Linked DNA regions of Mus musculus: region 1 is linked to region 2. Evidence: chromatin contacts called from ENCODE Hi-C or POLR2A ChIA-PET data. All regions are on one chromosome and are shown on one strand. The core of a region is the stretch at or near the end of the contact, and the rest is flanking DNA. Distances in the headings are between cores, read along the strand shown. Region 1 holds the start of Pfkp (phosphofructokinase, platelet). Region 2 overlaps Pitrm1 (pitrilysin metallepetidase 1).

Region 1 (3,077 bases), core at 148-2,647, 68 kb after region 2:
GGTGGGCGGAAGGCAAGGACTCCAACCCTAAACCTCCCGGATTGAGCTGGCTTAGAACGAGGGAAAATATAACATGGCATTTGGATGCATCCAGGGTAGAGGAAAGAACTGAAAAGCAAAAGCAAAACCTGGCTCAGGAACTGTCTGCAGCCGGCACAGACCTCAAGACTTGGAGGGCACATACTCTATGAAAATGTAGGTCTTGCTTCTAGCGCGTGTCCTCATCAAGAAATTAGCATGAACTCGGAAAGCCCACTGTTTGGGAACCCCAGCGCCCCCACGTGTACCCAGGATTAGAGGCTGGGGCACGGTACAGTCACCCCATTGCTCTTACATTTTAAGTATTCTCAGTTTATCAAATCCAAGCGTACAGAAATCGAGTCCCTTCAGCTCTGAAATCAATCCCGTCATTGGGAGAAAAGGGAAGCCCGGAGCTGGTAAGTGAGGGCTGATGACGTCCCGGAGTCCCTGCTTCCTGGTCTTTCCCGTCCTGGGGAGGCTGGCCCCGGAGGGCCTAGTGACCCATTTTAGTTTTCACTTTTGTCACAAGCAGGAAGAGACATTGCCTGGCAGTCAATGCCACACCCTGAGAGACCCCTGCACGCCCCCCCCCCCCCAGCTGCGCATCCCGCAATGCAGCAGCAGAGAAGGCTGCTAGCACCGCTTGGGAGGCAGGACTGGGATGGAGGCGCTGTGGGTACCCCGCTGTTTTTCCTACGAGTCCCAGGGATTAGGGTGGGGCGGTGCTGTGGCATCCTTATCGTCGCCCTGTACCTAATTCCAGGAAAGAACGCCTGGCTCATATGACCCAGACAGTAGACGACCCCATTGGCTAGCTCAATTAATAAATTTGGGGATGGAAAACTGGTTCATCTTGGGAATGAAGAATCCTACACAAATATCCTTTATCTTCTGCCCCTCACCACGTAATGGAACTCTATGGTCGCTCCTCAGGCACCCTAGTTGTTCCTAGATTAGGGTTTTCCCTACTCCTGAGCCACCGGTTCTCCTCGGCTCTCATAGGTAATTTTCACCAAGCCCTTTCCTCATCCTTTCTCCCAGATCCAGGTCACCCAACGTTTCTCCCCAGCTCTCCCTCTGTTCCCAACCCGATTACCCTCCTCTGCAGCCCTCTCCAGCCGCCCTCGCCCCCTGCCCGGCCCTTGGAGACCAGCGAGAGAGCTGGTAGGCACGCACCTTGGGCATCCCCGCCGCTGGTCAGGACACCGATAGCTTTGCCATCCCCAGAGAGGTGCTCCAGGTACTTCGGATAGGCGCTGGAGCTCGAAGAATCCAAGTCACTCATGATGAGGAGGTAGAGACGCCAGACACTCCCGTACTCAGCAAGCACTGAAGCCCTGGCCCACGCGCGCCAGCCTTGGAACCGCTGCCCCGCCTGCACCCGCAGGAGCCGCCCACGCCCCGCCCGAGCGCCAATGGGCTGTGGCGATGGGCGGGACTCACGCAAGGGCGGGGCCTGTTGTGTCAAAGACTCCAGCACTCTGCAGGGGTGGACAGGATAGTATGGACACGCGTTCTGTTAGGGATGCATCGCTGTGGTCCCTGAGAGGTGGAGTCGGGTTGGGGTGCCTTCTCAAGCGGGGGATGGAGGGATTATAGCCGGGTAGGAAACCCATAAGTGGCATAAGTGAATGGCAGCGCAGCTGCAGGGATGATCCCACAAGTGGGCGCGGAGCCTGTCAGCCCACCACGTGGGCGCAGAGGCTCGTGGGGCGCCCATTACCCCACCTGCTCTAGCTGTTAGGGTGGCGGTTGAGGGAGCCCAGAGGTCTGTGCAGTAGAGCAGAGGCACGCGCCTCACTTCCGGCAGGGCTCTTTCCTGGCCTGACAGTCAGAACAGTAGGGCGCTTCAGCATTTCTGTTCAATGTCCAGGATCCATAGGATCCTCCAGGTTTCACTTCTCCTTCGAAATTGAGGAAAGATGTGTGAGTAGATCAAGTTGTGTCACTGACTGTAGAGAAAGGATTGGAAGTAGAATGTCGGGGAAAGCCATTCGTAGACACACCCTCAGGAAGCAGGCCTGAGTTCTGGATAATCCAAAAGAAATCGGAACAAAAAAGGCTTGGTAGATTCCAGTCTCCACCTAATGGAAGCCCTGCTCTTGATTTGTTAGTCAGAACCCGGAAGGTTCTATTAGAAACAACAATAAAATAAAATAAAATAAAATAAAATAAAATAAAAGTATCCAATCTGTGGTTGATTTTGTTTATTTTGAAGATGCACCTCCTGGGGATCCCTGAGTTGTCCTGGAGCTTAATCTCTAAAAGCACGCAGACCCCTTCAGCAGTCATCCCAAGAATAAGACCTCAAAAGCAAGCAAACTGGATAGCTCACAGAAGGGGTGGCAGCACTGAGCCTCCTTCCTGTGCAAATTATACGTGTTGAATACATAGAAATATAGGAAACAAAGTAACAACCTAGGCAAAGACAATACAGTCTTACTACTATTAGGACAACCCTAGAAAAAAGATGGAGGCGCACAGACTTGTATCTTCCAACTTACCCTTTAAGCTTCAAACATTTAGGGGGGGGGGGGAGATCCAATCTACTGTAGACAAGGATGCATGAGATCTGATCTCTGCCTTCTTGAATCAGTTGAGCAATTCCTGAACTCCCATGATCAACAGAAGTTGGCTGCCTTCAGGTCCCTCCCAACCCCCACCTTCCAACTTCTGGGAAAACAGCCAGGAAATATATATATTTTTAACAGGTTCTCTAGATTTTTATGATGAGCACTAAACTGGAGAACATCTGATCTAATAGCTTGATAATGGATTTTCCCTGAGCATCATTCTAAAAGGGAAGAGAAGAGTATCACTGGGTGCCTTGAAATTGTCTTGAGATGCTCTTAGCCAAAAGCACTGGAAGGAGGGGTGTCAGACTCAATGGACCACTGCCCACAGAGGTTTCTGTAGCTCAAGGCCCAAGGTGAAGATCTGGAATTTTAAATCATGCCTTTCTGAGGCAGAGAACACTCGAAATAGGAAGAAGCACAGTGAGTTTCCTCTGAGCCAAATGTCCTATAGGGTTGGGTTTTGTGCCACAGACAACAGCA
Region 2 (3,159 bases), core at 486-2,985:
CACCCACTTGTCACACTAGCTTCAAGGGGATCTGATTGCTAGTTTGAGTAAAGGAAGACATTTTGAGACAGCACGAGCCTGACCACATCATTAGCCAATGCTGCTTTAGTTTGTGGTATTGTCACCTTCACATGTGATCTATTCGAGTCTTCATCCATACTCTGAAAAGGGAGCTAGAATGGGTTTAGTCCCAGTTTGCAAAGCTGGATGTCAAGTTTGATCTCCCTTGCCCATGCAGACCTTCTGGTTGAAGAGCATACCCTAAAGTGACCCGAGTGTCCCTGCTCTCCTTTGAGCACAGAGGCTCCTCCCATGCAACCGTCTCCCCAGCCATACCTGTGGTTTAACTTTTAGGAATGGACCACTTCTTGTATGGCCTCTCCGATGAGATGAAGCAGGCATACCGAGAACAGCTCTTTGCTGTCAACCACGACAAACTGACCTCTGTGAGCCATAAGTGAGTATGTGTGCCCTGGCTTCCTGCGTCGGGCTGGGGGAAGGGTAACTCAGGAAGGCGAAGGGTTCCTGTTGACCACTAAAAATGCTTCACATAGAAAACAGTCCAATGTGCCATTCTCCTTTGCAGATACCTTGGCATCGGGAAGAGCACACACGGCCTGGCTATCCTCGGACCAGAGAACTCAAAAATTGCCAAAGACCCATCATGGATCATAAAATAATGAGTGCCACATATCTTTGAGTATGTGTAAGAAACCAGAGGCTCTTAACAGCTGAGCCTCTGAGCTAAATTTAATGCGGATGATCACAAGAGTTACTAGTTTCTTTGTTCGGAAAATCAGTTAGCCATATAAAAACCAACCAAAGGTGTTTATTGACTGGCAAAAACTCTGAAGGAAATTCTGAGACCATGAAGAAATCATTAATCATGCATTAAATGACAGCAGTGAGCAAATTAAGCCTCTGAAACATTACTAAGCCTAGAATATGTATTTTAAATATAAAAGCCAACTCCAACCTGTCTGAGTTTTACTCATTATTTTCAAACAATAATTTACGACAATAATGTTTAGACCTTCACTTAAGAAAAATGGCTAAATCAAATCAAAATCTAAATCAAAAAAATAAAAAAAAAAATAAAATGCTAAATCAAAAAAGCACTTGCTGCTCTTGCAAGAGACCAGGTTTGGGTTGTTAGCTTCCAACTAGCAGCAGCTCACAGCCATCTGTAACTGCAGGTTCCAGGGATCTGATGTCCTCTTCAGGACTCTATGGCCACTGCATGCATTTGGTGCACAGACATGCATGTAGGCAAAACATTCATACACATAAAAACTAAGAACAAATAGATCGTTTAGAATAAATACAAGGAGTGGAGAGAGAGAGGAGAGAGAGAGAGAGTGTGTGTGTGTGTGTGGTCACACCACAGGCCTGAAGGAGAGTGTAAATGCAGAGTTTAGCAGAGCTGCCCAGTGAGCATCCATGAGTGCTTGTTAAGTGGTTGTTACCTCAGGCTTTTGTCCTGTGTTTACTGAGACAGGGAGAAAACTGAGCGTCTGTTTCTTTTATTTATCCTCAAGCTCTAGTGACCTTTAGGCATCCCTGTCTCTGCAAACATTTCCTCATCCCTGCTGTGTGGATGCTAGAGGACGCTCAGGCAGAGTGGGAGCACACGGACTCCTTACAAGAGGCAGGGATGCTTTGCCTGCAGACGGCTCATCAGTCTGGGGCGGAGGAGGGCGGAGTGGATGGGCTTTTGCCAAGGACCCAATCATTAACCCTAAACAGTGAGTCAAAATCTTCCAGAGGGTGAAAACCCAGCACCCTGGCTGCTTTTGAAGAAGAGGCCGGTACCAGCTTCTCCTTCTAAGCCTTGGCAGCTGTGCTGTATACGACTAAGGGGGAATTGAGAATCACTAATTCATAGTTGTCCTTTTAGCATTTGTATGCGATCTGATTGGAAAAGATCATAAGCCTAGCTTGCAGTAGTGAAGTAGGCGGGGCCCCTATCTACATGTCCCTGGTGTCCCTGGAGTATCTGTGGAGACTTTGCTAATCTCCACAAGACTGCTGAGGAAGGAAACCTTTGGTGGCATGGAAAAAAATCATCTTGTTTCAGACTCCTACTTAAAACAATAAACCAAGTACCATGGGAGTTGTAACCAAATGTTTAATCCCACAAGACATACACATGGTAAAGCACAAGACAGTATCCCATACAGTAGAAAACTGACACCTGATCAATAGCGTGAGGCTGGGTTTCATGTCTTAGGGTCTGCTGCATCAGTGGTGATGGCAAGTGGTGCTCTCTGATTATTACTGCTGACTCCGTCAACAATGCTTGCTTCCATAAAGTGCTGATAAATAACTATGTTACAAAAAAGGATGGTCCCTGGAGAACATTCCAGGTCAGGTGATGGCAGACTTGATGAGATGGCTCATAGTTCTTCATGGTGCTGCAAGGACTCCAGCTTGCCTGAATCAGACATGTCATAGCTCGCCTCATACTTGGCCAAGATCTTCATGATGGGCCGCAGTTTCAGCCACCACTGCTCCTTGGGGATCCTGTGCCTGTCAGGAAGACAAGTCAGCCGTCAAATATTATTACATCTGCTGGAAGATGACTTCTGACTGCTACATACTGCTGGCCACTGTCTGAATAGGCTCGCCAGAAAAATGGGCTTTGGTGCAGCCACCTAAATAAATATGGGATAAGGCAACTGTTTTTCATTTCAAGACCAAGTAGCCCAGGGTGGCCTTAAACCAGTAAGCTTTCAGCTGGTCAAGCAACTGCTGGGATGACAGCTATGGACCGCCATATCCAGTGTATTATGTGTGTATGTGTGTGAGTGTCTATATGTGTGTGCCTGTGTATGTATGCCTGTGTGTATGTATGTATATCACTAGAGATTAAACCTAGGGCCCAATAATACTAGCCCAAACTACATAAGTGCTCTACCATCAAGCTTATTCTGAGGCCTTTGTATGTTTTGTGTTTTGAAACAAGGACTCACAATCTTGTCCAGTCTGACCTTGAATTTAAGACACTTCTAAACGATGCTGTGATTGTAGGCCTGTTCCACCATACTCCGGTTCATAGAGCAATTTCCATAGGTCAGATGAAACCATTACTTCTGTTTTTTTTTTTTTAAATCTGTCCTACATGTGTTCTCTGTCTCTCTCTGTCTCTCTCTCTCTCTC

Evidence for each region. Hi-C counts contacts between places; a loop is a spot of excess contacts on that map. ChIA-PET counts read pairs that join two places held with the same protein, here RNA polymerase II (POLR2A).
Region 1: POLR2A ChIA-PET joins it to region 2 with 12 read pairs in Patski. The contact joins the promoter of Pfkp here to the enhancer-like site in region 2. A Hi-C loop is called at or near these places in 7 of 37 maps with a recorded cell type or tissue (CH12.LX, Patski, T-helper 1 cell and 3 more). POLR2A ChIA-PET finds 5 or more read pairs at or near these places in 2 of 5 experiments (Patski and embryonic stem cell).

The regions. Positions count from the first base shown.
Region 1 is chr13:6,647,374-6,650,450 of GRCm38, forward strand. Pfkp (phosphofructokinase, platelet) reads right to left here and starts at 1,398. Exons shown (of 22, transcript NM_019703.4): 1 at 1,198-1,398. The coding sequence starts at 1,306.
Region 2 is chr13:6,579,064-6,582,222 of GRCm38, forward strand. It overlaps Pitrm1 (pitrilysin metallepetidase 1), which reads left to right. Exons shown (of 27, transcript NM_145131.1): 26 at 355-457; 27 at 587-1,095. The coding sequence ends at 680. Pfkp (phosphofructokinase, platelet) reads right to left here. Exons shown (of 22, transcript NM_019703.4): 22 at 811-2,529. The coding sequence ends at 2,397. Among named protein-coding and RNA genes, the nearest start is that of Pitrm1, 32 kb to the left of the region's middle. Within about 2 kb of position 1,736, at least 1 of the 3 ENCODE cell types and tissues checked has a DNase peak (open chromatin) inside an H3K27ac peak, as active enhancers do.